Linked DNA regions of Mus musculus: region 1 is linked to region 2. Evidence: chromatin contacts called from ENCODE Hi-C or POLR2A ChIA-PET data. All regions are on one chromosome and are shown on one strand. Each heading gives the region's core, a stretch centred on a gene start or an enhancer-like site at or near the end of the contact. The rest is flanking DNA. Distances are from core to core; before and after follow the strand shown.

Region 1 (2,932 bases), core at 241-2,740, 220 kb after region 2:
ACATTCAGATGCTTCCTAAATTAAAAATATCCCTGCAGGCACAATATTTATTTCATAGTCTTCTCCTAGGCTATTCTCAACCCTCCTCCTTTAATTAGTACGCCAAACATAAACATGTATGGCAACGCATTTTTATCAGAAGACATTAAACACATGCTGCTTCTACCAAAGCTGGCTTTTCAAAATAGAACCTTCAAAACAGCGCAAAATGAAACTTCTGGGAATGCATTTGGTCACTGTGAAACTTAAAATCCCACAGAAGCAACTGTGGAACAAACTTCAAGAAGGTGAACACCAAAGAGCAGGTAAGTAACTATATACTTGCAATGTTTGAAATGACTTAAGGAATAAACCACATGAGGTTTGGAATGCTGTTTATATTTCGGGGGGGGGGGGGATTTTAATTCTGTATAACTAAAACCAGACAAGTACTGTGTCATGTCTTGGCAGCCAATCTCACTAAATTTCTTACATATCTTGCATGCATAGTAATAACCATGACAGAGGTTGCACTGCTGTCAAGCTTGTAGCTTTAATATTCCCATGGAAACACTATCAGTTTCATTCATTAAGCCTATATTATTGACTAAAATGTGCAATGAACTTGGTCATATCTCAAGCTCCACTCCCAAGGAAACAGCATCAAGCAGCCATCTTGTATTGAACGCTATTTTTCCATTGGAGACTCTAAAAAGCAGCAACGTTTTAGAACACTGTTTCTCCAAATACAGAAGTTGCCTGCTGGAGAAATCTCTGACCCACTTTTGTCTTATAAGCCATAGCTCCTCTTCATTTTTTACTGCAGCAAGCACTGGAGTTCTCCCAAGACCTGCAGCACAAGGTACAGCCATACAACAGCCAAGCTCCTCACGAAATTTCATGTTTTCAAGACTTAACCTGTCGTCCACGATCTGCTTGGACGGTGATGAGCCATCATCAAAAGGCCAGCCTAGAACTTGGATACCTTCTTTCTCAACAAGAGCCGTGTCTCAAGTTGCTTCACACACTTATGTGTGTACTATCATGGTAATTCTGTAGTTCTTCTAAGTCCCTCTAACTCTGTTCTGGTTGCACAGGTTGGATTATGTGAGATAAGAAATCTCATATTCCTGTAAGTGAACTCCACAGCAAATGGGTGGTTCGTCGAAGTTGTGTTAATCTAGTTAAAAATAGAACTTCATACGGTTATATTTTTTAAGTTTTTAAAAATACAAAAATGATTTCAAGAAACCAAAGTCAAATACCAGGCACCTGAAATTTCCAGAGCTTTGAAGATGAAATTGGGACTGACAAAGAAAGAGCCTTTCAACAAGCATCAATGTGCGAATAGGGAAGCAAGGCAGAGATGCTTGCCCGGGCCACTCAGAACCCGTGTTCCAATGACCCAACTTGACTCTACTTTAAGAGCGTTTGGCTGGAGAGCACTGATGGCTCCCTACAGTCCACTCAAAACAGTCATGCTGTGCCCAGCAGCTATCTCCAAGGACCTTTTAGAAACTCCATAAATGGCTGACCGTCAGCCCCACGGAAAAGAATCAACCGACTCATGAACAGCTGCGTCCTAAGCGCACAGCCAGCTGGATCCTGGTGACACAGGCAGCAACAGCAGTGTAGGCCCAGGAGCTGCAGACGGACTGCCCCAGGGAAACAGCATCTCCCCTGGCTTTGAAGGTGGAAGAGCCACAGAGGGAGCCAATCCACACCCTGCCAGTCACAAGCCTCTCCCCCCCCCCCCCCCACCCCCGGAGTCCAAGCAACTTGAGCACCCCCTCATCAATCACGGATCCAGAGCCAATAAGCAGAGGGTTTGTGAGGCCCTCCCTCTGAGGATGAGGGGGGAAAGCCAGGGAGGCTGGAAGTCAGGGACAAAGCCTGCTTGAGACTGGAGAGAAACACGGGCTGTGTTGGGATAGGAAGCAGAAGGATAGCAGAAGGTTCTGAGCATTTGTGCCTGCTTCAAGTTTTAACTCTAGGAAACAACATTATTTGGATTCTTTTTCCAACCCAACACACATACACCTCAGAGTCTTATGTAGCTCCATACTGGCCTTAAACTCACAATGTACCAAGGATAGCTTCGAAGCCCTCATCCTAATGTCTCCACTTTACAAGGGCTGAGATTACAAGTGTGCGTGTTTATCCATTTTACGCAGTACTGAGAATGGAAAGCAGGGCTTCCAGCAAGCACCTTATGAACCCGAGCCAGTCCTCGGCCCCTGACATTCATTCTCCCACATTATGTGCGTGCATCAGCGTACGACAAATGTGTGGAGACCAGTTACAAAGGGAACAAAAATAATGTAAGGGATGGAGAGTAAGAACAAGTGCTGTGGAATGCTGACGTCAGGAAATGGTGGGACCACTGCCCTCAGGAACTCACAGTAGTGCAGTGATGGTTACCTGCACAAGCCCTGCACACGGCCGGACCAGTCAGCATTCCCTCACGGCTGGGAGAGAGCTCACTAAGTCCCACCACTAACTGAGGAACAATTGACGGCTTCTGGAGGAGGGAAAGTCATTTTTCCTTAGGGGCGTGGGCTCTGGTAGGTTTGCTATGTCTGACCTAGTGGATAACTAGACTCAGGCGGTTATTTTAAAGGGGGCAGGGGGCATGAAGGTAAAGTTCTAGAGAGGAGGTGAGAAGAGATATTAGGATTGCATATGATTAAGGTACATTATGTGCATGTATGAGGGGGATATAAAATTTTAAATGATCCTAGGCTAGAGAGATGCTCAGCGGTTAAGAGCACATGCCGGTTCTGCAGAGGGCCAGAGCTCAGCGCCAGTGTCAGGCAGTTCAAAGCCTCCTGTAACGCCAGCCCCAGAAGGTTCCCGCTTTTAGCATCCAAAACCACCTGAACTCACACGCACCCATCCCCACACAGGCACACACAAATCAAATAAAGCAAGACTGCTCTGAAAAAAGATATCT
Region 2 (3,191 bases), core at 169-2,668:
GCAAAGGCCCTAGCCCAGTGAAGCCAGTATCATAAGGGGGAGGCAGGCAATATACCACAATAGCAATGAACTAGTAGATGACTTGTTCATTTATACCTAGGGGAAAACCCTTTTCTTATGCATCCCCTGGGGATGGTCAGCACTGAAGGGAATGACTAGAATAATGGCTTCCAAGTTGACATATTAGGGGCAACCTCAGAGACGAGATGTGGCAGTTGTTTAGAAGATTGGAATATGATGTTCCCAGTAAAAGTGTTAGCAGAGGCAAAAGCCCTGAGATGGAGGTGAGTAAGACAGGGAAATGGGGAGAAGCAAGTCAGAGGAGACCTCAAGGACAGCACAAGGTGAAGTGGGATGAGATGAGAAGCTGGCAGGAGCCAGGCTGGGCTTAACCAAGGCCTCCTGACAACTTAGGAGTTATCCCATACACAGAGCGATGTATTTCCTTTAGAAGGAATCTCTTGAACACTAAGTGGAGGAAGTACACACTTAAATTCAGGGAGAAGTGGACATCAAGGTGTGAGTGACCTAACATCTATGGTCTATGGCTGGTTCCATGGGGTTCCTAGAAACTTACTTAGGAAGTGGGGAACGCAGATCAACAGAAGAGAACGTTCTACAAAGCAGGAAGTGTTCTGTACCTATATACATTCAAACATGGTCTCAACTGGTTTAAAAGAAGGCACTTACTGTGACTGGGATTTAAAATTGTATTTTATTTAGAAATTTTATTTACTGTAAAATGGATTTAAAATTGTATTTTATTTAGAGTATTACAGCTACATGTGGCTAATGGTTACTATACTGACAGCATTCTTGCCCAGGTCTTGCTCAAGAGGTGGGGGCATGCTGACCCTCAAGTGTTCTCCCCTAAGTGCCATTCAGACCTCTGGATAGAGAGTGCCAGGGTACAAAAGCACAAAAACCCTCATGTGGGAGGAAAATGAGCTTCATCCTGTCTTGTTATGAAGAGCCCCCGCGCATATCCTCAAGGAAAATCTGGTCCCGCAAGGAAAGGTTTGGAGACTGTTTTACTGAATGCATCAGTCCCGTGAGCTAGCACTGCCTGTGAGGTGCTGCCTTTGGCCAGAGAGTGACAGGGGACAGTAGCGCCTTGCCCCACCTGCTCGCAGTGGGACTGCATAGACTTCAGCTTCTCCAGTTAGGCAGGTAAGCGGAAGAAGGAGAAACCAAGGTTAACCACAGGTACTGAGGGTGCGGGGACTCCTTGGAGAGTATTCTCCCATATGGGGGCAGGGAGGCACGGGCTGTCATCCGCACGGGATCTGCTTTCTGGGCTTGCTTTCGCTTTGCTGGCTGAGGGGTGAGCATCGCAACCAAGCGAGGAGCAGGTGGCCTCGGACAAGGGGAGGAGGCTAGCGCCTTCCATCAGGAACCCCCAGCCTCTCCGAGAGCTCAGGTCCGGCGCCCTGCTGGCGCGCAGGACCTGGCTTGCCTAGAGGGCACCCCTGACCTTGGTCTCGCCCTGGTTCCAGGTCTGTGCCAGGGCTATGGGCGCCGCGCTGGGCACTGGCGCGCGGCTGACCTCCGTGCCTCGCATAGCCTGCAGCAGTCTTCGGCGCCAGGCACCTTCCGCGCCCGCCCAGGGCTGCCACTCCAAGTCTGGCCCGCCTCGACCCGTACCCCTGAAGAAGCGCGGATACGATGTCACCAGGAACCCCCATCTCAACAAGGTAATGGTCCGGGTAGGACGTTGGATCCCGTGGTTAGCAGGGAAAGACGCCCCGCCCCCTGGGCTTGGGACGAAACCTATGGCGTCCTTCCAGAGCCCTCTGGTTTTGCCTCCTGGATATTGCTCTGTTTGCTTTGGCCTTTTCGTCCCCCTCTTGACATGGAGAGATGTGATCAGTTTTACTGACCTTAATTTCCTCAGCAAAAACAATACAGACCCAGTGAGTATTCCCGATGGTCCCTCTGAGCTAGAGTCAGATTTCCAGCAGATCTTGAGGACAATTCATTTGACCTCCGTGAATTAAAGTATCTGTTAGAGATTTCTTAGGAATGTTGCAAGGTTTAAAAGGAAAAACAGGAAAACGGAGGCAGAGTTCTTAGCACAGACTCGGGCACCAATGAGATAATAAGTGTTAGCTAATGATATGGTGAATATCTGGGAAAACATGAGTCCGGAAGACAGAAAAGTCTAGAATTATAGAACTTTTAGTACTGGAAGAAGAATTAAAGATTTTAATTTAAACCAGTCCTGTAACAGAATGCAGAACAAAGGGGTCTTAGCCAAGGTGACCAAATGCAGATCTCTAATGCTTTGGCCGTGTTCAGCCCACTGCAGATACCTGCATATTAACCTAGGAGCACACCTCCTTCTTGTAGCAATCAAGTTTGTATCTTTGGTTCAGAGGATTGTGAGGAACAGAAACTGGAAGCCAAGACTCAAGCCAGTCCCCCACTCCCCACAATTCCTCGTGTTTAACTAGCAGGCTCAACGTTTTTCAGCCTAATAGTATGACCTCATTTGATTATTGTAAAAAGTTTCAAAACCACTGGATTTGAATTAATATTTAAGCTCTCATAAATGCTTGCTAAGCTATTACTGCAAATAAAATGTGAGAATAGTCCTCATGCAGGAAGTTCTCAAAAAATGTTAGTAGTTTCTCTGATTCAGGATGGTGAAATTCCAATGACACAACTTCTATGGAAAATGCTATGTTAAAGGGTGAGGCCAACTGTGCAGTGCTGTTTCCTACAGCATCAACTGAAACTAAGGAAAATGTCTGTGTGCTCAGATTCACTTGTCACACTGACCCCCTACTCTCCAAAGAGACCTTGAGTTCCCGGTACTCTGCTCCGGTACAAAGCATTTAAGGTATCCATGCCTGTTTGAATTGCTTCAGTAGTGCTAGAAGGTGAGAGCCTCTTTCAGCAAATAAAAAGCCCTTCACCAAAATCACATCCAGAGAAAGGGCTGCAGGTGAGGCTTGATGGAGAAGCAGAGGTGACTCCCTGACGGTGCAGTCTTGCTCTGGTTTCTAGTCTGGCTTTGTGATGCCACTTTATGTGAAGTCTGAGTAGACCACCTCACACACTGTAGGGGTTCTCTTCCCATACCCAAGTCAATCACCAATAACTTAAGCCAACTGGAGCCTGGAGCCTTCACCCAGAATTAAAGATAAGGTTTAAGGTAGGTTCATCCTCACCAATTGTCTTAGAATAGA

The links. Hi-C counts contacts between places; a loop is a spot of excess contacts on that map. ChIA-PET counts read pairs that join two places held with the same protein, here RNA polymerase II (POLR2A).
Region 1: a map of T-helper 2 cell shows a loop between it and region 2 (2.4-fold over the local background). The contact joins the enhancer-like site here to the promoter of Me3 in region 2. A Hi-C loop is called at or near these places in 2 of 37 maps with a recorded cell type or tissue (Patski and T-helper 2 cell). POLR2A ChIA-PET finds 5 or more read pairs at or near these places in 1 of 5 experiments (Patski).

Annotation. Positions count from the first base shown.
Region 1 is chr7:89,854,946-89,857,877 of GRCm38, forward strand. No RefSeq gene overlaps it. Among named protein-coding and RNA genes, the nearest start is that of Ccdc81, 47 kb to the right of the region's middle. Within about 2 kb of position 1,491, at least 1 of the 3 ENCODE cell types and tissues checked has a DNase peak (open chromatin) inside an H3K27ac peak, as active enhancers do.
Region 2 is chr7:89,631,400-89,634,590 of GRCm38, forward strand. Me3 (malic enzyme 3, NADP(+)-dependent, mitochondrial) reads left to right here and starts at 1,419. Exons shown (of 14, transcript NM_181407.4): 1 at 1,419-1,694. The coding sequence starts at 1,512.